Linked DNA regions of Mus musculus: regions 1, 3 and 4 are each linked to region 2. A link is a loop called in an ENCODE intact Hi-C map of the cell type or tissue named here. Cell type or tissue: gastrocnemius. All regions are shown on one strand. Each heading gives the region's core, and the rest is flanking DNA. Links, peaks and the distances in the headings are about the cores only. Region 1 has its middle 11 kb from the start of Gm53. Region 2 has its middle 9.4 kb from the start of Gm22423. Region 3 overlaps B4galnt2 (beta-1,4-N-acetyl-galactosaminyl transferase 2). Region 4 has its middle 17 kb from the start of Gm53.

Evidence for each region. Hi-C counts contacts between places; a loop is a spot of excess contacts. Peaks named below come from ENCODE experiments on the same cell type or tissue, not always from the same donor. Only the 100,000 strongest peaks of a DNase experiment are listed, where the experiment ranks them.
Region 1: a loop joins it to region 2, with 4 times the contacts of the local background. A loop is called at or near these places in 27 of 42 quality-filtered maps.
Region 3: it touches region 2 in a loop (6-fold over the local background); 7 of 42 quality-filtered maps call a loop at or near these places.
Region 4: it touches region 2 in a loop (8-fold over the local background); 27 of 42 quality-filtered maps call a loop at or near these places.

Annotation. Positions count from the first base shown.
Region 1 is chr11:96,238,011-96,243,210 of GRCm38, forward strand. No RefSeq gene overlaps it. Among named protein-coding and RNA genes, the nearest start is that of Gm53, 11 kb to the right of the region's middle. In gastrocnemius, for the core only: a CTCF peak has its summit at 2,413 (motif pointing left); a DNase peak (open chromatin) is centred at 2,409.
Region 2 is chr11:96,090,617-96,095,816 of GRCm38, forward strand. No RefSeq gene overlaps it. Among named protein-coding and RNA genes, the nearest start is that of Gm22423, 9.4 kb to the left of the region's middle. In gastrocnemius, for the core only: CTCF peaks have their summits at 662 (motif pointing left) and 2,897 (motif pointing right); a DNase peak (open chromatin) is centred at 2,934; H3K4me3 peaks cover 460 bases; H3K27ac peaks cover 1,594 bases.
Region 3 is chr11:95,874,196-95,878,195 of GRCm38, forward strand. B4galnt2 (beta-1,4-N-acetyl-galactosaminyl transferase 2) reads right to left here. Exons shown (of 11, transcript NM_008081.3): 6 at 1,903-2,083. Among named protein-coding and RNA genes, the nearest start is that of n-TQttg6, 17 kb to the left of the region's middle. In gastrocnemius, for the core only: a CTCF peak has its summit at 2,291 (motif pointing right); a DNase peak (open chromatin) is centred at 2,310.
Region 4 is chr11:96,232,321-96,237,520 of GRCm38, forward strand. No RefSeq gene overlaps it. Among named protein-coding and RNA genes, the nearest start is that of Gm53, 17 kb to the right of the region's middle. In gastrocnemius, for the core only: a CTCF peak has its summit at 2,799 (motif pointing left); a DNase peak (open chromatin) is centred at 2,799.

The DNA.
Region 1 (5,200 bases), core at 366-4,365, 150 kb after region 2:
GAGGACAGTTTGCAGGAGTTGGATCTCTCCCTTCATCACATGAGTCTTGGAGATGGAAATCAAATCATCTTCCTCGGTAGCAGACACTTTTATCCACTGAGCCATCTCCCTGGTCCTCCATTCCTTTTTGCAACAGAGTAATACTCCATTGTCTGGACATGTCATATTTTGTTTATCCACTAATCACTTGGGCTCTTCACATCTTTAGATTATATATTTATATATAAAGCTGCTATGAATGTCCACATACAACTTCTAGAAAGATTTATTTAAATTTTTTTATTTGTGTGTGGGGAGGGGTGTAGGTGTGTGTGCCATATGTGCAGAAGCTGTTGGAGGACAGAGGAGGGCATTAGAGTCCTCCGAGCTATCATTGGAGTGGGTTACAAGCCGTCTGACACAGGTGCTGGGACCCAAACTTCTGTGGAAGAGCAGCAGGTGCTCTTAACCGGAAAGTGATCTCTGCATCTTCATTCGCAGCTTTCCATTCTCCTGGGCGCCTAGGAGTGACATGCTTATGTTTTTTGTAAGATTTCTAGACAAGGCCTTGCAATGTTTTTCTGATTGTCTCCTTGCCTCTGAAGTGGAGTGCACCACCTTTCTCAGCTTCTGCCGAGTGAAGGGTGACAGGCACAGCCACACAGTGACTCCTCCACTTTGTATCCTTGCTGAGGCCATTTTAGACCTGACTAGAATTTGACGTCCTTGATGAGAAGTCCCATGGAAAATTACCCAGCTCTTTTCTAGGAACCAAGATCATGAAGCCAGCGAAATGTACCTTAATGTCTGTCAATCTACCTGGTTGTGCATGACTCCCTCCCGACAGCTGCCAATCCAGAGCCCAGGATCTGGCATTTCCTTCAAAAACCCCTTGCTCTGGACACTTGGTGCTACGCTTCTTGGATCCTGAATACTCAAACGAGTCCCAACCAGCCGTGATAAAGGCTTCCAGTTGGCTATGCTGTGTCTGAGTGGTCGTCTCTGGGAGGTTCCCTGTAGTAGAAGTGCCTGGACGTACACCTTTTAAATCCTGGTGAAATCTTTCCGTCACATGCTTGTTCTTGACAGCCCGCATGTCGAGGAACCCGCTGACTAATTCAAGGCTCTGAAGGTTTGTGCCTGTGCTTTCTTGTCAGAGTTTCATGGTTTTGTTCCTTACATTTGGAATGTTGATCCATTTTGAGCTAACTTTTGTAGATGACAGGAGAATGGAACCCAAATTCATTCTCATATAAATAGTCGAGTTCCCCAGCACCATTTGTTGGGAAAACAAACAAACAAAACTTCATTGAGGCTGGGTAGTGGTGGCACACGCCTTTAATCCCAGCACTCGGGAGGCAGAGGCAGTCGGATTTCTGAGTTCGAGTTCGAGGCCAGCCTAGTCTACAGAGTGAGTTCCAGGACAGCCAGGGCTACACAGAGAAACCCTGTCTTGAAAAAACAAAAACAAAAACAAAAAAACCTTCATTGAATGGTTTTGACACTCTGACCATAGACTTTAGATTCACTCCCAGACTCTCAGTTCTACTCCGTGTATCTCCATGTCCGTCCTGATACCAGGGCCACACTACCTTGACATTGTTTGGGAATGGGCCGTGTGAACTTTCCAACTTTGTCCTTTCTCTAGAAAGGCAGCAGGTAAGGCTAGTGTGGTGGTACATACCTTTCATCCCAGTTCTTAAGAGGTAGAGGCAGGCAGATCTCTGTGAGTTTGAGGCCAACTTGGTCTACATAGTAAATTCCAGGACCACTAGGGCTACATAGTAAGACCCTGTTTCAAAATTAAAAAAAGAAAGAAAGAAGAGAAAAGGACAAAAAACAGTTAGAAAATATTGGCCTTAACACTAACTTTTTTCTTTTCTTTCAATACCATGAGTATGTAATTGTTTCTTGTATTAATCCCTCCACTGCTCTGTGTTAAAATCTTTGTGCTAGATGTGTATTGCAATTAAATGTCTCCAACGAATTAACGAGCTATAAATACAGGAGAGAATCTTTCACTTGCTATATTGTGAGCTGTTATTGTTTTAAGCATGAAAACTGAAAAGGATCTTTTGAAGTTGCTACATTATCTGGGTCCAAAATCTGTCCTGTCTTCCCTAATGAAATGATTTGGGGCCAGTAACAATGTCTCCAGTTCCCAAGCAGTAGGACCGGGAAGAACATTAGCTTCCTGGGGCTGTTGTGAGACTGGGTCTCTGTGGTGGGTCCTAGGTCAAGTCCAGCAGAAAGCAAGGTAGGACAGTCTGAAGCACACCTTTCTGCCCTGTTCAACCTCATTCTGTTACCTCCTGTTCCTAGAGTCCTGTTTCTGGACCAAAGCAGCAGCTACGTGGCAGCTCATGGGATCCAAAACAAGTTTTCTAACAATCCCTTGACTTCGAGCTGGCAGGGCTTTCTGAGCGCCGAGCACCCTCTAGTGTCTGTCTAGGGTAACGCCGGCAAACAGGAAACCATCTGAAAGATCCACATTCCTGACAGAACTTTTTCCTTATCTTAGTCCAGCTTAGAGTTAAACTGCCTTCTGGTCTCCACCGAAATCTATATATGTATATGTATATGTATATGTATATGTATATGTATATGTATATGTATATGTATATGTATATGTATATGTATATGTATATGTATATGTATATGTATATTGTAGATGTAGATGTAGATGTAGATGTAGATGTAGATGTAGATGTAGATAAACATGTACATCTACATCTATATCCATACACACACACACACACACATTTCATGTAGAAATTAAGAAACTGGACTAAGGTCGGGCGTGGTGGAGCATGCCTTTAATCCCAGCACTCGGGAGGCAGAGGCAGGTGGATTTCTGAGTTCGAGGCCAGCCTGGTCTACAAAGTGAGTTCCAGGACAGCCAGGGCTACACAGAGAAACCCTGTCTCGAAAAAACCAAAAGAAAAAAAAGAAACTGGGCTAAGAAGATATGGCCAAGTTTTGCAGGCACAAAGTCTTGGGTTCAATCCCCAGAACTGCACAAACCCCATTCCTGTAATCGCAGCTCTGAGTAACAGACGCAGAAACCGGAAGTTCAAGGGCATCCTTGACTATGAATTTGAGCCTAGTCTGGAGTACATGAGACATTTTCTCAAAACAACAGGAGAACTTGAGAGGAGGAGAAGGAGGAGGAGGAGGAGGAGGAGGAGGAGGAGGAGGAGGAGGAGGAGGAGGAGGAGGAGGAGGAGGAGAGGCAGTTGTTGGGAGAGCCTGTTAGAGAAAGAGGTAGAATTCCACTTATGTAGTCATAAATTCTTTGGTCTATTGTCAAGGAAACAACACGGTGAGAGACTAAGACAGCACTAATCAAATTTCTCCTGAAAACTTGGGAAAAAATTTTAATTGGGGTAAATTCACCAGATTTATTTCAAAGCCTAAAGTATGGAATGATAATGGGTCTTTCCAGGTTTATTGTAAAAGAAATAAAAAGAAACTACCAGGGTTCTAAAGTGGTAGTTTTGAATCAATGCCGAATTCAAATTAACCGGAAAAAAAATAATTAAAAAAAAAACCTAAAGTAAGATAGTGGGTTGTTAGCATTTTAAATATTGAAATATAGGGTCTGGAGAGATATGGGTCAGTGGTTAAGAGTGCTTATTAAGACAGGCAGTCGTGGTGCATGACTTGAATCCTAGCACTGGGGGGGCAGAGGCAGGTGGATCACTGAGTTTGAGGCCAGCCTGGTCTACAAAGTGAATTCCAGGACATCAAGGCAACACAGAGAAACCCTGCTTCAAAAAATAAAACAAGGGGTTGGAGAGATGGCTCAGCGGTTAAGAGCACTGACTGCTCTTCCAGAGGTCCTGAGTTCAATTCCCAGCAACCACATGGTGGCTCACAATCATCTGTAATGGGATCCAATACCCTTTTCTGGTGTGTCTGAAAAGAGCAACAGTGAACTCACATATGTAAAATAAGTAAATAAAAAAGACTAATAAAAACAAAAACAAAAGACAAGTTCTGCTCCCAGCACTCACATCAGGTGGCTCACAACAGACAAAGTCAAGGGCTACAATGCTGCCTTCTGAACTCTGCAGGCCCCTGCACTCATATGAGCTCGCTGTCATTTATACTCGTAACTCTAAAATAAAAAATAACTTTAAAAAATTGAGACCCAGGGGCTGGCAAGATGGCTCAGCAGGTAAGAGCACTGACTGCTCTTCCAAAGGTCCTGAGTTCAAGTGCCAGCAACAATATGGTGGGCTCACAGCTACCTGTAATGAGACCTGACACCCTCTTCTGGTGTGTCTGAAGTCAGCTACAGTGTACTTATATGTAATTATAAATAAATCTTAAAAAAAAATATTGAGACCCAGCCAGGTGGTGGTGGCACACACCTTTAATCCTTTGGAAGAGCGAGGCAAGTGAATCTGAGTTTGAGGCCAGCCTGGTTTACAGAGTGAGTTCCAGGACAGCCAGGGCTGGCTACACAGAAAAACACTGTCTCAAAAAAACAAAAACAAAAGTTGATACACGTCAGAGCAGCAAATGATACTAAAATACACAGTAACAATACTCTGGTTACTCTGTCACCCAATCTGTCTTTTTCTTTTCTTCCTCAAATAGTTCTTCCCACGTCTACAACCCATCCCACTGGTGATGTGGCTTCTCGGGATACTTCTGAGGGCTACAATTAAGCTCACAGCACCAAGCAAACACTGTCCCCTGCATCTTTTCTCTGAGCTAGGGTGAGAGGCAGGCTTGTCAGGTTTCCTACCTCAGCACAAGGCTCCAGGCTTTTGGAGGCTGATGATCAGCCTGGGGAACTGCTAACTTTCTGGCCTGTCACTCTCCCATGTTGTACACCAGCATAGGAGACTTCTCAGCTCATCTTTTATCTACAAGCCAGGTTGTGCTGGTTTGTTTGTTTGTTTATTTGTTTGTTTATGTCAACTTGACACATGCTGGGGTCACCAGGGAAGAGGGAGCTTGGACCGAGAAAATGCCTCCTCCTTCAGATTGGCCCGTGGTCACCTTTGTGGGACATTTTCTTGATTAATGATTGATGTGGAAAGGCCCGGCTTTCTGTGGGCCATGCCCTTCCTGGACAGGTGGTCCTTGTATTATAAGATCCTTGTATAAGAGAGCAAGCTGACTTCATGGCTCCTGCCCTGCTTGAGTTCCTGCCTTGGCTCCCCTCAATGATGGCTGTGAGCTGGCTCTGTAAACCGAATATACCTTT
Region 2 (5,200 bases), core at 594-4,593:
TTGCATTGGTTTGCCCTGCAACTCTTTGCTGGTCTTGGTTGGGCTTCACTAAGGCTGGTCTCCACTGGCAATGCTCTTGCATCGGTTCACCTTGCTCTCTCTCTTCCCTGATCTTTGCTTGTCGTGACTTCATAGAGAGAAATGCACCAAACAACCTCTGGTTGGGTTCCAGCTGCTTCTTGCTGCTTCTGTGGACTCGTGCCTATTGGTGGAGCCTTGAAGTTTCTTCCCGATCAAGCTGCCACTGTTGATTCATGGTTGGTGTTTTGCTAGTGGACTGGACTGCTAGCAAGGAAGATTGGAATCACCTTAAAGAATAATTTCTAGGGGTTGGGGGTTTAGTTCAGTGGTAGAGTGCTTGCCTAGCAAGCACAAGGCCCTGGGTTCAGTCCTCAGCTCTGGAAAAAGAAAAAGAAAACAATAATTTCTAAACCTCCATTTGCTATTAACCTTCTTTCCCCTACCTCTGGTGGGTGGTGGGCTAGAAGGGAGGTCAAAGCATTAAAGAGCCATAATTAAAGTAGGTTTTGAAAAATCTAAGCCTACAGAAGGAGCTGGAGAGATGGCTCCATGGTTAAGAGCAGTGACTGCTCTTCCAGAGGATCCAGCACCCACACTGTGGCTCACTAGATCTGAAATTCCAATTGCAGGGTATCTGATGCCCTCTTCTGGCCTCTGAGGGAATCAGGTATAGGTGTGGTGTAGACATCAACTAACACACTCTGTGTGTGTGTGTGTGTGTGTGTGTGTGTGTAACTTGTTTTTATGTATAACTTTTTTTTTTTTTTAGATAAGGTTTCTCTGCGTAACCCTGGCTGTCCTGGAACTTGTAGAGCAGACTTGTCTCGATTTTCAGAGATCCACCTGTCTCTGCCTCCTAAACTATGGGATTAAAGGCCTGTACCACTTCAACAGACTTTATGTGTATTTTTATTACAGTATGTGTATGGGAAGTTTTGCCTACATAAAGTGTATGCATTACATGCATGTCTGGTGTCTGAGGAGGCCATGAAAGAGCATTGGGTTCCCTGGGACCCTGGGACTTGAGCAACAGTGGTTAGAGCTGCCAGGTGATTGCTGGGAGTCAAACAGGGTCCTCTGGAAAAGCAGCCAGAGAGCTACTGAGCCTCTTTCTGGTTTTTTTTTTTTGTTTGTTAAAGATTTTATTTATTTATTTATTTATTTATTTATTTATTTATTTATTATACATAAGTACACTGTAGCTGTCCTCAGACACACCGGAAGAGGGCATTGGATCTCATTACAGATGGTTGTGAGCCGCCATGTGGTTGCTGGGAATTGAACTCAGAACCTCTGGAAGAGCAGTCAGTGCTCTTAACCGCTGAGCCATCTCTCCAGCCCCCATTTGTTTTTTAATTAACCCCATTCAGCACTCAGCAAAGAGCCATAGGCATGGTGACTGTTCAGATTCCAACCCAGGACAAGTGGTGGAGGCACCTGTTTAATAGATCAATGTGGACCTGGGCCTCCAGGTTCTCCCAGCATCCCTCAGTGCTTACCTGTTAGAGGGTAGGGCTGACATACTCTGCCCTCTGAACTTACTAGCCCAGGGAAGAGCCCCTCCCCCACAGGCTCTTCCCTACACAATCCAGACATTTTGGTTGTCTACCTTCTTTTGCTCCTTTTGTACTTCTGGCTGTTGTACTTGGTTTTGCTCCCTCCCTCCTCCTCTTTTCACATGGTTTAGCATCATGAGAGTCTGGACTCTCCCAGATGTGCCTGCCTCTAGCTATGCTCTCCCATGTATCTATAAACTCCTCCATCACTTCTAGGAGCAGTCATGTCCATTCCTTTCCTTTTTCTTTTTTAAAAAATATTTATTTATTTATTATATGTAAGTACACTGTAGCTGTCTTCAGACACTCCAGAAGAGAGCATCAGATTTCGTTACAGATGGTTGTGAGCTACCATGTGGTTGCTGGGATTTGAACTCAGAACCTTTGGAAGAGCAGTCGGTGCTCTTAACCGCTGAGCCATCTCACCAGCCCCCCTTTCCTTTTTCTTTCTTTTATTTTTCATTCAACAATGGTCCCTCCTTCTGGTCTGCATTATTCTTTCACTCAGAGAGCTGCCTGCAGCTTCTAGCATGGCCATCTATACAACAAACAAATACGATTCCATGTAGTGTTTGCCATTTGTTCTTTTGAGCATGCTTACTTTTTAAGCTGCTCAAGGGTAGGTTTGTTGCCTGTTGTACACAGCGTGCTTAAAATAGCCTCTGGCACAGGCGAGATGCTCACTCAGCAAATACCAACTGAATGAACAAATTCATGCCCTCACTCTAAGGATTAAGATCCTGCCGCTTTGTAATCAGCACTCTGACTTTATCCTTGGGCACAACAGAAGTTCTGTTGGGTGGATTTCCTCATTACATGGCCCTCCCTTCCCTGCTAGGTGTGTCTTGCTGTGAACTACTAGGTATGTCTATCCTCACAGGCCCTTGCAAGTCTGACATTCTGTAGAGGTGTTCCTCTCACCCAGAATAGCTTTTCTCTGCAGCCTGGAAATGTCACAGACACCCTTTGAGGCCTAGATTGAGCGCTAATAGCCCTGAGATGCCTACTCCGGATACCTGAGACATTTGGTTTTCCCTGGTGCAGCCCAGCAGCCATAGCAATGAACTGTACCGAAGTGCCTATTTAAGTGTCTTAGACCTCATGTGCACTGACAGCTCTTGCAGAGGTCCTGAGTACAGTTCCCAGCAACCACATGGTGGCTCACAACCATGTGTAATGGGATCTGATGCCCTCTTCTGGTGTGTCTGATGTGAAGATGTTGACAGTGTACTTACATAAAATAAATAAATCTTAAAAACAAACAAATACAAAACAAGTAACCGAGGCATGCAGGAGGATCTCAACTTCCCCACTTGTACCTTCCTGGAGCAACCTCTAGAGGGCAGCCTCATACCGTGCTTGCCTTTCCTACTATAGTCCCTCTGGATGGATGGATGGTTGCATGAATTGGTGGGTGGATGGGTGGGCAGATGAATGGACACGTCAGTGGGGTGGGTACAGTCCACTTGGGTTTGGGGGTTAGCAAATTCTGGGAATAGAATCTAACCCAGCTACCTTAGCAATGGCAAGACCTACTCCTTGACTTCATAGTTTTAGGTTTGGGGACCATGATTGAAACCTGGAAAAAGTTATTGATTTCAAAATAAAAAGAAAGGGGCTGGTGAGATGGCTCAGTGGGTTAGAGCACCCGACTGCTCTTCTGAAGGTCCAGAGTTCAAATCCCAGTAACCACATGGTGGCTCACAACCATTCGTAACGAGATCTGACTCCCTCTTCTGGTGTGTCTGAAGACAGCTACAATGTACTTACATATAATAAATAAATAAATCTTTTTTTAAAAAATGAAAAGAAAGAAAGAAAGAAAGAAAGAAAGAAAGAAAGAAAGAGAGGGAAAAAAGTCACATTATAGAATTAAACAAAGATTAAACAAATAACTCTACTACATTATCCAGTCAGCTAAAATTCAATGTGTGTGAAGCTTGTGTTTAAGCTACATTGCACATGGGATGTGAGTGTGTCTTACTTATTTAGAAGTGTCAAGCCGCTGGGCGGTGGTGGCCCACGCCTTTAATCCCAGCACTTGGGAGGCAGAGGTAGGTGGATTTCTGAGTTCCAGGCCAGCCTGGTCTACAAAGTGAGTTCCAGGCCAGCCAGGGCTACACAGAGAAACCCAGCTGATCAGTGAACTGGTTGGTCTCAGTGAGAAAACGTTTCTCAAAACATCAGGTGAAGAGTCCCTGGAGTCGGCTCAGTGGGTACCACGCTTCCCATAAAAGCACAAGGACTGGACTCTGGATTCCTGCATCCATGGAAATGCCAGATGGATTCTGGAGTCCACCTCTAATCCTAGTGCTTAGAAGTACAGATGGAAGCCGGGCGTGGTGGCGCATGCCTTTAATCCCAGCACTCGGGAGGCAGAGGCAGGTGAATTTCTGAGTTCGAGGCCAGCCTGGTCTACAGAGTGAGCTCCAGGACAGCCAGGGCTACACAGAGAAACCCTGTCTCGAAAAACAAAACAAAACAAAACAAAAAAGTACAGATGGGGATCCCTGGATCAAATCAGCTTGCTAGAGTAGCCAATTGGCAAGATCTGGGTTCACCACACACACACACACACACACACACACACACACACTTAAAAAGAGCAGAATCAGACTGAATAGGGGAGAGAAAAATACATGGCCTGTCCTTCAAGCCTTTCAGCACCCACTGGGCATCACCACCTCTACTTTACATGAGAAATGACTGGCATTCCCATGAGGGTCCTAAGATGGCCACTGTGGATCTGCCCTTGTGTCAAACCCTTTGCCGGTATTATTTTTTGCTTTGTCTTCTTGGTAACCCTCAGAATCAATATGGCTTCTCCTTCCAGAGAAGGACACTTAAGTGCAGACAGACTAAGTAAATGAAGAAATGGGAGTCAGGATTCAGGGCTATCTGACTTCAAAGCCAGAGCTCCCAGCTCAGCATAATATCCTCTTTCTTTCTTTTTTTAAAGGTTTATTTTATGCATAGTATGCACGTCCCCTGGATCCAGAGTTATAGACAGTTGTGAGCTGCCATGTGGGTGCTGGGAATCGAACCCTGGTCCTCTAGAGGAACAGCCAGTGCTCCCAACCACTGAGCCATCTCTCCAGCCCCCAACACCCTCTTTCTAAGTGGCCTGCCCAGTTGCATTTACTGGATGCTTATAAGACGCATGCTAGAGGCTGGTGTGAGGTGCACACTTGCAATCTTAGTACTGGGGTGATGGTGGCACAGAAGCAAGAGGACCTCAGTATAGACCCTGCCCTTCCTCCAAGAAAAGAGCACAAAAGAAAAGAAACAGTAGTCACACAGAAACTGGGCAGAGTGGCACACTGTGTATCCTGTTATCCAGAGCCAATAGGGGTTAGTTCAAGGTTATTCTTGGCTACAGAGTGCGTACAAAGCCAGTCTGCAATTCCTGTAAACCTTTCTGGAAACACATACAAAACCAAACCTGGCTAAGAACCAGTGGCTGGGAAGGTCAAGACACTGCTACATTTTTTATTTTTTATTTTTATTTTATTTATTTATTTATTTTTAATTAGGTATTTTCCTCGTTTACATTTTCAATGCTATCCCAAAGGTCCCCCATACCCACCCCCCCAATCCCCTACCCACCCACTCCCCCTTTTTGG
Region 3 (4,000 bases), core at 1-4,000, 220 kb before region 2:
ATGACTCCAATGACAAGACCAGGACAGTAGTACCCACTGTACCTTAGAACACAGGCTCATTTTCTGAAGGGAAATGCCTTAAAATCTGAAGGTGGAGAGGATGCTTACTATAGCTATGAAGGATAACCTAGGACCGCTAGCCTCTGATTCCACCTCCCAAGTGCTAGGGTCTTAGGCATAGCACTCCCATGCCCAATTTCATATGATGCTGGGTCTCGAACCCATGGCTCTGTGCATTGCTAGGCAAGTACTCTACCAGCCAAGCTGAACTTTCATTTGTGCATATTACATTTCTTCCCCCCCCCCCCCCGTTGCTGTGCCGTGGAGCAACTCACAAAGGAAAAGACAAAAAGTGAGGGTGGTAAGATTTGTCCTCCCAGGAGTTTCTGTAATGGGTGTGGGGGGGTTGGAAAGACAAGTTCATATCCTTGAAACTGGCCACATTCTCTCTCTGCAGGAATGCTCACGAGATATTGATGCACACACTGGTTAGGCAAGAGTCGCCACCTCAACAGAAGCTGAAGCAGCTTTAAAAGTTCCAGAGGGGTCGTCAAAGTGGCTCAGCAGGTAAAGGGGCTTGCTGCTAAACCCAATGGCCTGAGTTTGATCCCTGGGATTCATGTGGTAGGAGAGAACAAACCCCTCCAAGGTGACTTCTGACTTCCATATGACTACTGTGAAATGTTCATGCCCCCCCCCCACTAATAAAATAAGTGAAATAAATAGCTGCAGAGAACAGCTAACAGGACTGGATAAGGCCAGCCAAACATAGTGATGTATGGCTGTGATTTCGACATTATGGAGCCTGAGGCATAGGAATTGAGAATTTGAGGCCAGCCTGAGACACATACAAGATCCTGCCTCAACAAATGGATGAACTTATAAACAAACAAAAAAATAACAGAGTGCGGGGTGTACACACCTGTAACCCCAAAGCTTGAGAGAAGAAAGGGGGAATCTGGAGCTCAAGGCAAGCCAGCCACAAACATGTAAGAGAGTTTGGAAAATCCTGGCTTACGCGAGAGCATCTCAAGAAACAATAAGACTAGGTATGTAACTGGCTTGGCAGCGTGGTTGTCTACCACACAGAAGGGCCTGGATTTGATTCCCAGCACCACATAAACTGTACTTAGAGGTTCATTTGACTGTTATCCCAGTGCATAGGGGGTAGAAACTGGAGACACACAAGTTCAGAGTCTGAAGCTAGCCTGGGCTATCTACGAGCCTGTATCAAGCAAAACAAAACTCCATCAGTAACAGACAGAATGGGATGGTACTGTGGTTTGGATCAGTGTCCCTAAAGGTCGGTATAGTGTAGGCATAAGCCACTGTTGTGACACTAGGAGGTGGATCCCTTAGAAACTAGGATATGATGGGAGGTGTTCAGGTCCCTTTGGGAATGCCTTTAAGGTGACAGTAGGATCAGCCGCTTCCTAGCTGTAAAGTAGGAAGCTTTACCATACTATGCTGCCTCGCCACAAGGGCCGAGTCACCACGGAATGGAGCCTCCAAGGCTGTGAGCCAGAGCCTTTCTTTTTCTATGCTGTCTTGGGTATTGGCCACAGTGGCAGGACACTGGCTTTGTGTTCATGTGTGCAAGGTGAGCAGTGTCAGGGATCTTTCTCAAGTCGCTCTGGGGTCAGTGGCAGTGGGGGACTCTATTGGGTGCAGTAAATAGGCAGGTAATTGTCGAGGCTCAGAAACTGGCACACAGGAAGCATGCTGGGGGAAGGTTTTGAGAGGGCGCACACAGGAAGCATCCTGGGGGAAGGTTTTGAGAGGGCGCACACAGGAAGCGTCCTGGGGGAAGGTTTTGAGAGGGCGCACACAGGAAGCGTCCTGGGGGAAGGTTTTGAGAGGGAGTGATGCTCTTTTCCAGCAGTTTGTGATCAGAAGACAGACCTGTGTCCACCTTGTGGAGATAGTACTCTGTGCTGGTGTACGTCACATGCTGAAGGATGAAATTCAGGACCTTCCGATGTCTGGTGGAAATGGTCAGCTGCCTCTGGCCTCTGCCCTGAACCTCATCATCTGGCACATCAGCAAGGGTGTTCAGTGTCCCCAGAGAAGCTTTCAGGATGACCTAGACATGACATTAGAAGCACACACATATTGTTGTACAGCTGTCAGCCATCCCTATCCATCTCTAGAAGCCCTTTATCCTACCCAATAAAACGTTATTCCCACCTGACTGTAACTCCTTAGTCTCCCATCCTCTAAACCCTGAAAGATTCTAAATGCCACGGATGGAGAAAAATCCATTCACAGGAAAGGCAAGTACTCAGGATGGCCAGCAGGGGGCAGAGCGAGCTAGGACAGGATAAGGCTGGTTGTAAAGGTAATAGATACAGCTACGCCCTTCCCCCACGTTTCCCCTCAAGACCTAAAGACTCATGGATTTAAAGGATTCATTCCTGCAAACATCTCTTTCTCTTTAGGGAACATTGTTCATTGAGACTTCTTCTAGAGCCGAGCAGTGGTGGCGCATACCTTTTATCCCAGTAGTCGGGAGGCAGAGGCAGTCAGATCTCTGTGAGTTCTAGGCCAGCCTGGTCTAAGAGTGAGTTCCAAAACAGTCAGGGCTACACAGAGAAACTCTTGTCATAGAGAGAGAGGGAGAGGGAGAGAGAGAGAGAGAGAGAGAGAGAGAGAGAGAGAGAGAGAGAGAGAGAGAGAGAGAGAGAGATTATTATTTCTCCTCCTCCTTCTTCTCTTTCTCTTCCTCTTCTTCCTCCTCCTCCTCTTTCAACAAGGTCTCTGAGGTCTCACTATGTTGCCCAGAGCAGCCTTGAACTCCAGAGCTGAAAAGATCCTTCTGTCTCCTGCCACACACACTGCCACCCCCCAAATAGCTGGCACAACAGTTATGCCACAACATGGCACTTTGCCTTGCTCCCTGCTGCAGTTGCTACTGACATCTGTCTGTCACTCACTCCTGGTCCTCTACCCTCTGACATCTGAGGGAGTTTTCCAGGCTTTGGATCTGGGTTTTTTTCTCTTATTGGAGTACAACTCCTTGGCTGAGGATTTTATCCATCATCAACTAGGTACCATCACTGTTTAAGTGGTTTTAAAATGTTTATTGTAGCTCAGTTTGGTGGCACATGTCTTTGGTTCCAGCTCTCTGCTGTCTGAGTTTGAAGCTACAGAGCAAATTCTAGGCTGGTCAGGGTGCAGTAGTGAGAGATCTTGTATCAAAAGAGACAAACAAAAAGTTTGTCTCTCTGGGGGCTGGTGAGATGGCTCAGTGGGTAAGAGCACCCGACTGTTCTTCCGAAGGTCCAGGGTTCAAATCCCAGCAACCACATGGTGGCTCACAACCATCCGTAACAAGATCTGACTCCCTCTTCTGGTGTGTCTGAAGATAGCTACAGTGTACTTACTATAATAATAAATAAAGTCTTTTAAAAAAAAGTTTGTCTCTGACTCATCCCACGGCCTTCACCTTGACCCTGTGTGGCAGTTTGGATGGGAACAGCCTCCCAGGGCTCATATATTTGAATTCTTGGTCTGCAGTCGGTGGAACTGTTTGGGAAGGATTAGGAGGTGTAGCCTAGCTGCAGGAAGTGTGTCACTGTGCCAGGCTTTGAGGCTTCAAAAGCTCCACACCCTCGGAAGTCAGAGGCAGGCAGATTTCTGAGTTCGAGGCCAGCCTAGTCTACAGAGTGAGTTCCAGGACAGTCAGGGCTATAAAGAGAAACCCTGTCTCGAAAAACAAAAACAAACAAACAAAAAAAAACAGCTCCTCACCCTCCCCAGTGTGCTCTCTGCCTCTTGCTTTTAAGATGCAGCACTCATGCCGGGTGTGGTGGCGCTCGCCTTTAATACCAGCACTCGGGAGGCAGAGGCAGGCAGATTTCTGAGTTAGAGTCCAGCTTGGTCTACAAAGTGAGTTCCAGGACAGCCAGGGCTATACAAAAAACCCTGTCCTGAAAAACAAACAAATAAAAACAAAAAACAAACAAACAAAAAAGATGCAGCACTCAGCTGTTCCTGCCAC
Region 4 (5,200 bases), core at 884-4,883, 140 kb after region 2:
CTTTGGAGGCAGAGGCTGGTGAATCTCTGTGAGTTGAGGCCAGCCTGGTCTACAGAGTGAGTGCCAGGACAGCCAGGGCTACAGAGAAACCCTGTTTCAAAGCAACAGCAGCAACACACAATAACAAATGCAGAGAAACAAAATCCAACCAACCAAAAAGCTTTGGAAAAGACGACGGCAGAAGAATAATGATGGTAATCCACAGGAGAGCATTCTTAGAATGTTTGACACCACCTGCCCACTGCATTCTCAGATTCCAGTGTTACCACAACCATCCTTCCACCATATCCTATACTCAATGCCATAAGCCACTGTGATGATTTGTATGTGCTTGGCCCAGGGTGTGGCCTTGTAGGAATAGGTGTGCCACTGTTTGTGTGGGCTTTAAGACCCTCCTCCTAGCTGCCTGGAAGCCAGTCTTCTCCTAGCAGCCTTCAGATGAAAAAGTAGAACTCTCAGCTCCTCCTGCACTATGCCTGCCTTGATGATGATGGGCTGAACCTCTGAATCTGTAAGCCAGCCCCAATTAAATGCTGTCCTTTATAAGACTTGCCATGGTCATGGTGTCTGTCCACAGCAGTAAAACCGACTAAGACAGCCACTTGGGTGAGTCATTAAGCTGGTTTACTCAGTTTATCTTGTGAACATAATAATAAAAAAAAAAAGACTTATTAAATCCATGTGATTTGGACAATGAAAAGGTAGTGGGAGCTTTGGGAGATACAATAAAGTCTTTTAATTAAACTAGACAATGGCCATTAGATCAGCAATTAGTGCCACTTGCTTTGCAAATGAATAGTTAGCGTGAAATATTACTAATAATATCACTTATAATTATTACTACTAATAATATATACCAAATATATTACTAGTAGTACTAATATTCATATTAGTATTTCCTCTCTTCTCTTCCTCCTCCCCTTCCTCCTCTTCTCCTCTGCTTCCTCCTTTCTTTCTCTCCCTCCCTCCTCTAATTCTGGGGATGGCATCCAGAGCCTCACACACATTAAACAAGTATTCTGCCACTGAGTCACCCATCCCTTATAACCTATTGCAGCAAATGCAGGAAGTGTAGAAACTTATTCTTCATTCTTGCTGCACAACCACTATTACCAATCAGGAGCCGTGCAGAGCTGTGCACAGTGAACAAGATCGGTGGAGTGTCCGCTCTTCAGGAGCTTGGATCCTAGTGCAGCAGCTTCATGTCATAGACCACTGGCAACTGGAAAGTGTCTTGCCCGCTTCCTCACACAGGGAGGAAGGGAACATCCACTAGAATTCAGGTCAAACTGTCAGAGAGAATAAATAATGAGTTCTTGGGTCTGGAGGGGTGCGACATTTAAGAGCACCTGTTGCTCTTCTAGAGGACCCAGGTTCAGATCCCTGGTGGCTAGCAGTTGTCTGTAACTCTGGTTCCCAGGGTTCTGACACCCACTTCTGGCCTCTGAGGGCAGTGTATGCAAACAGTGCATATACATGCGTGCAAGGAAAATACCCATAATGCACGAGATAAATATAAATCACTCTTTTAAAAGTCAATCTTGAGGGGAGGGGATGGGATAGGGAGTTTCCGGAGGGGAAACTGGGAAAGGGATAACATTTGAAATGTAAGCCGGGCGTGGTGGCGCATGCCTTTAATCCCAGCACTTGGGAGGCAGAGGCAGGCGGATTTCTGAGTTCTTGGCCAGCCTGGTCTACAAAGTGAGTTCCAGGACAGCCAGAGCTATACAGAGAAACCCTGTCTCAAAAAACCAAAACAAACAAACAAACATTTGAAATGTAAATAAAGAAAATATCCAATAAAAGAAGAAAAGAAAAACACCCCAAAAAAACAAAACAAAAACAAATCAATTTTCTTTTTTTTTTTTTTTTTTAAATTTATTTATTATTATATGTAAGTACACTGTAGCTGTCTTCAGACACACCAGAAGAGGGAGTCAGATCTTGTTAAAGGTGGTTGTGAGCCACCATGTGGTTGCTGGGATTTGAACTCTGGACCTTCGGAAGAGCAGTCGGGTGCTCTTACCCGCTGAGCCATCTCACCAGCCCCCAACAAATCAATTTTCATGTTTTCATGTTCACTGTGTGTCTGCAAGGGATGATAGCATGGTGGAAGGGGAGAGACCTGGATCCTGTTCAGAGTCCTGGTTTATTTAGCTTTCCCAGTCTCATCTTAAGTCTTGAGATGATAATAGCAAGAACTATGTAAATTCTCACCCATGGTACAATAACCATTCTTACTATCCTTAGCTGGTTTTTAAAGAGAAACTTGGCCCCAGATTTGGGTGGCGAATGCCTTCAATTCCAGTACTCAGGAGGCAGAGGCAGGCAGATCTTTGTGAGTCCCCAGGGCAGCCAGAGCTACATAGTGAGCTGTAGGACAGCTACATAGTGACACACTGTTACAGACAGACAGACAAACAAACAAACAAACAAACAAATAAAAAAGATGAGAAACTTGAGCCAGAGATGAAAAGTTACTTTCTCGAGATGGCAAAGTGATGGTTGGCACAACAGAAACTTTAACCCAAATCTACCAATTCCACTTCATGTTCTTGGTCCAGTTTCCCACCACAGCCTAGCATGAGACCCAAGAGTAATTACTTGTAATTACAGAAAAGTGTGCTCCCAAAAGGATGCAGGCACCTTAACCTTTCGAGGATAGCCTGACAGGATCAGGAAAAGTGTGGCATCTTGGGAGGTGAGGTCCCCGGTAAGAAAGACTCAGTAAAAGCAACCCGATGCAGCATCTGGCTACTAACAGGTTCACCCGCGGCCACACAGTGACCCCTGCCGGCCGCGAGAGGAAAAGCGGCTCCCAGCCTGGAACCACCGTGACCACATCCACAGCATCCACAGCAGCCACAGCATCCACAGCAGCCACAGCAGCCACAGCAGCCACAGCAGCCACAGCATCCACAGTTACTCTTCTGAAGATCTGAAGACCTCGGTTCCCGCTGGGCACCAGAAGAAGGCCAGAGCTGAGAGCTCTTCGCCATGGTCCTCACCCGAGCACCCCCCAGACCTCCCCTTGCCTCTGTCCTTATCTTGTTGAGGCTAACTGCTCCCGCTCCACACCAGGTGCTGCCAACTGGGAAGGGCAAGGGAGCTTCCAGGGCAGAATCCCAGCCTTAGCGTGGATGAACAGAGGTGACGAAATGTCAAGTTCTTTCTCACCTCCAGACCCCCGAGTCCCGCCAGGGTCTGGGTCTGAAAGGCTTAAGTCTGCAGCGCCAGCGTCCTGAGGACCTGCTTTTTCCTGTTTTCTCTTCTTTTCTCGACCAGAAAAACTGGTTCAAATGACTGGAAGGCTGGTATTCTTATCTTTTAAACTAGTATTCTTATCTTTTAAACTATGGTGCTAGCTATGTCCAGTTCTTCGCTGCCAACTGTAAGCTAAACACAGAAAATGGAAGAAAATGGTATTTCTCAAAATGACTATATATATATGTCTTTATATAAAAGAAGTTCTGGAGGAGACTGGGCTTGCAGCTTAGTAAAGTGCTTACCCATTGCACATAAGGTTCTGTCCCAGGAACCCCACAAAAGCAGCTATTATGATGCACACCTGTAGGTTATCCCATGATCCTGACCCCAGGAGCTAGAGGCAGGAAGGAGGGTCCGAAGTTCCTAGTCGTCTTCTGTCAGAGTGAGTTCAAAGCTAACCCAAAGTACATGAGACCCTGAAGTGGAGGATGGGAAAAAAGGAAGAAGGGAGGGAGGAGGGAGGGTGAGAAGGGGGGAGAGAGAGGGAGAGAGGGATGGATGGAGGGAGGGAGAGAGAGAGAGAGAGAGGGAGAGAGAGAGAGAGAGAGAGAGAGAGAGAGAGAGAGAGAGAGAGAGAGACTTGGAGGGCAGGAAACTATTTACATTTCAGCCTAAACATGGGAAAGTGTGAATGACAAACTCTGTGGACATTCAGGGAACAAGTTGGGATACATTCTAGGGCCTTGTGTAATAACTCCAAATCAGTAAATAACAGAAAACAGCCCACTAGCAATTTAGAGATGTGGGAGGGAAAGGGTCCTTAGCATCCTGTGTAGGTTGCGACCCACCTTTAATCCCAGCACTCCAGAGACAAAGGCCAGTGGATCTCTGAGTTCGAGGTCAGCCTGGTGTGTAGAGATAGTTCCAAGACATTCAAGGCTACAGAGAAACCTTGTCTTGGAAAGCAAACAAACAAGTCGGGCATGGTGGTGCATGCCATTAATCCCAGCACTCGGGAAGCAGAGGCAGGTGGGTTTCTGAGTTCGATGCCAGCCTGGTCTACAAAGTGAGTTCCAGGACAGCCAGGGCTACACAGAGAAACCCTGTCTTGAAAAACCAACCAATTGAAAAACCAACCAACCAAACAAAAAACAAACAAAACAAAGGCACAAGAGCTTTACATTTATTTTAATCTTTAATATGGATATTGACCATAAATGCATTAAAACATAAAGCATAAATAAAAGCTAGGTGGTTTTCTCAATAATTATAAGTACAACAAAGTTTGGAGAACCACAACAACAAAACCTGCAACGTATGTATATGTAAGTGGAGTGTATGTACATATTCAAAAGCATGTGTGGGTACACCTGATGAGTATGTGTGCATGTGTATATCAGACTGACCTGGGGTATATCCCTCAAGCATTCTCTACCTTATGTATTAGGGCAGAGGCCTTCATCTGAAGCTGCTGGCTTAGGAGAGTCCTTGTCTCTACTTCCCAAATGCTGGAATTACAGGAGAGCAGTCACACCTGCTCAGCCCTTACTCTTTTAGTCTTTATATATATATATATATATATATATATATATATATATATATATATATATATATACATATATGACTTATTTATTTTATTTATGTGAGTACCCTGTAGCTGTCTTCAGACACACCAGAAGAGGGCATCAGGTCTTATTGCAGATGGTTGTGAGCCACCTTGTGGTTGCTGAGAATTGAACTCAGGACCTCTGGAAGAGCAGTCAATGCTCTTAACCGCTGAGCCATCTCTCCAGCCCCTCTTTTGTAGTCTTTACCCACAAACCCATCTCCCCAGCCATATGAGAAGGGAGAGCTAGAGGTGAGGAAAACAGCAACATTTTCCCCTGCTTTTTTTCTTATTGAAATTTAATTCACAGCCCACCTTGGCTGTCCTGGAACAAGCTCTGTGTGGTCCTGGTTGGCTTCAAACTCACAGAGATATGCTGGCTTCTGC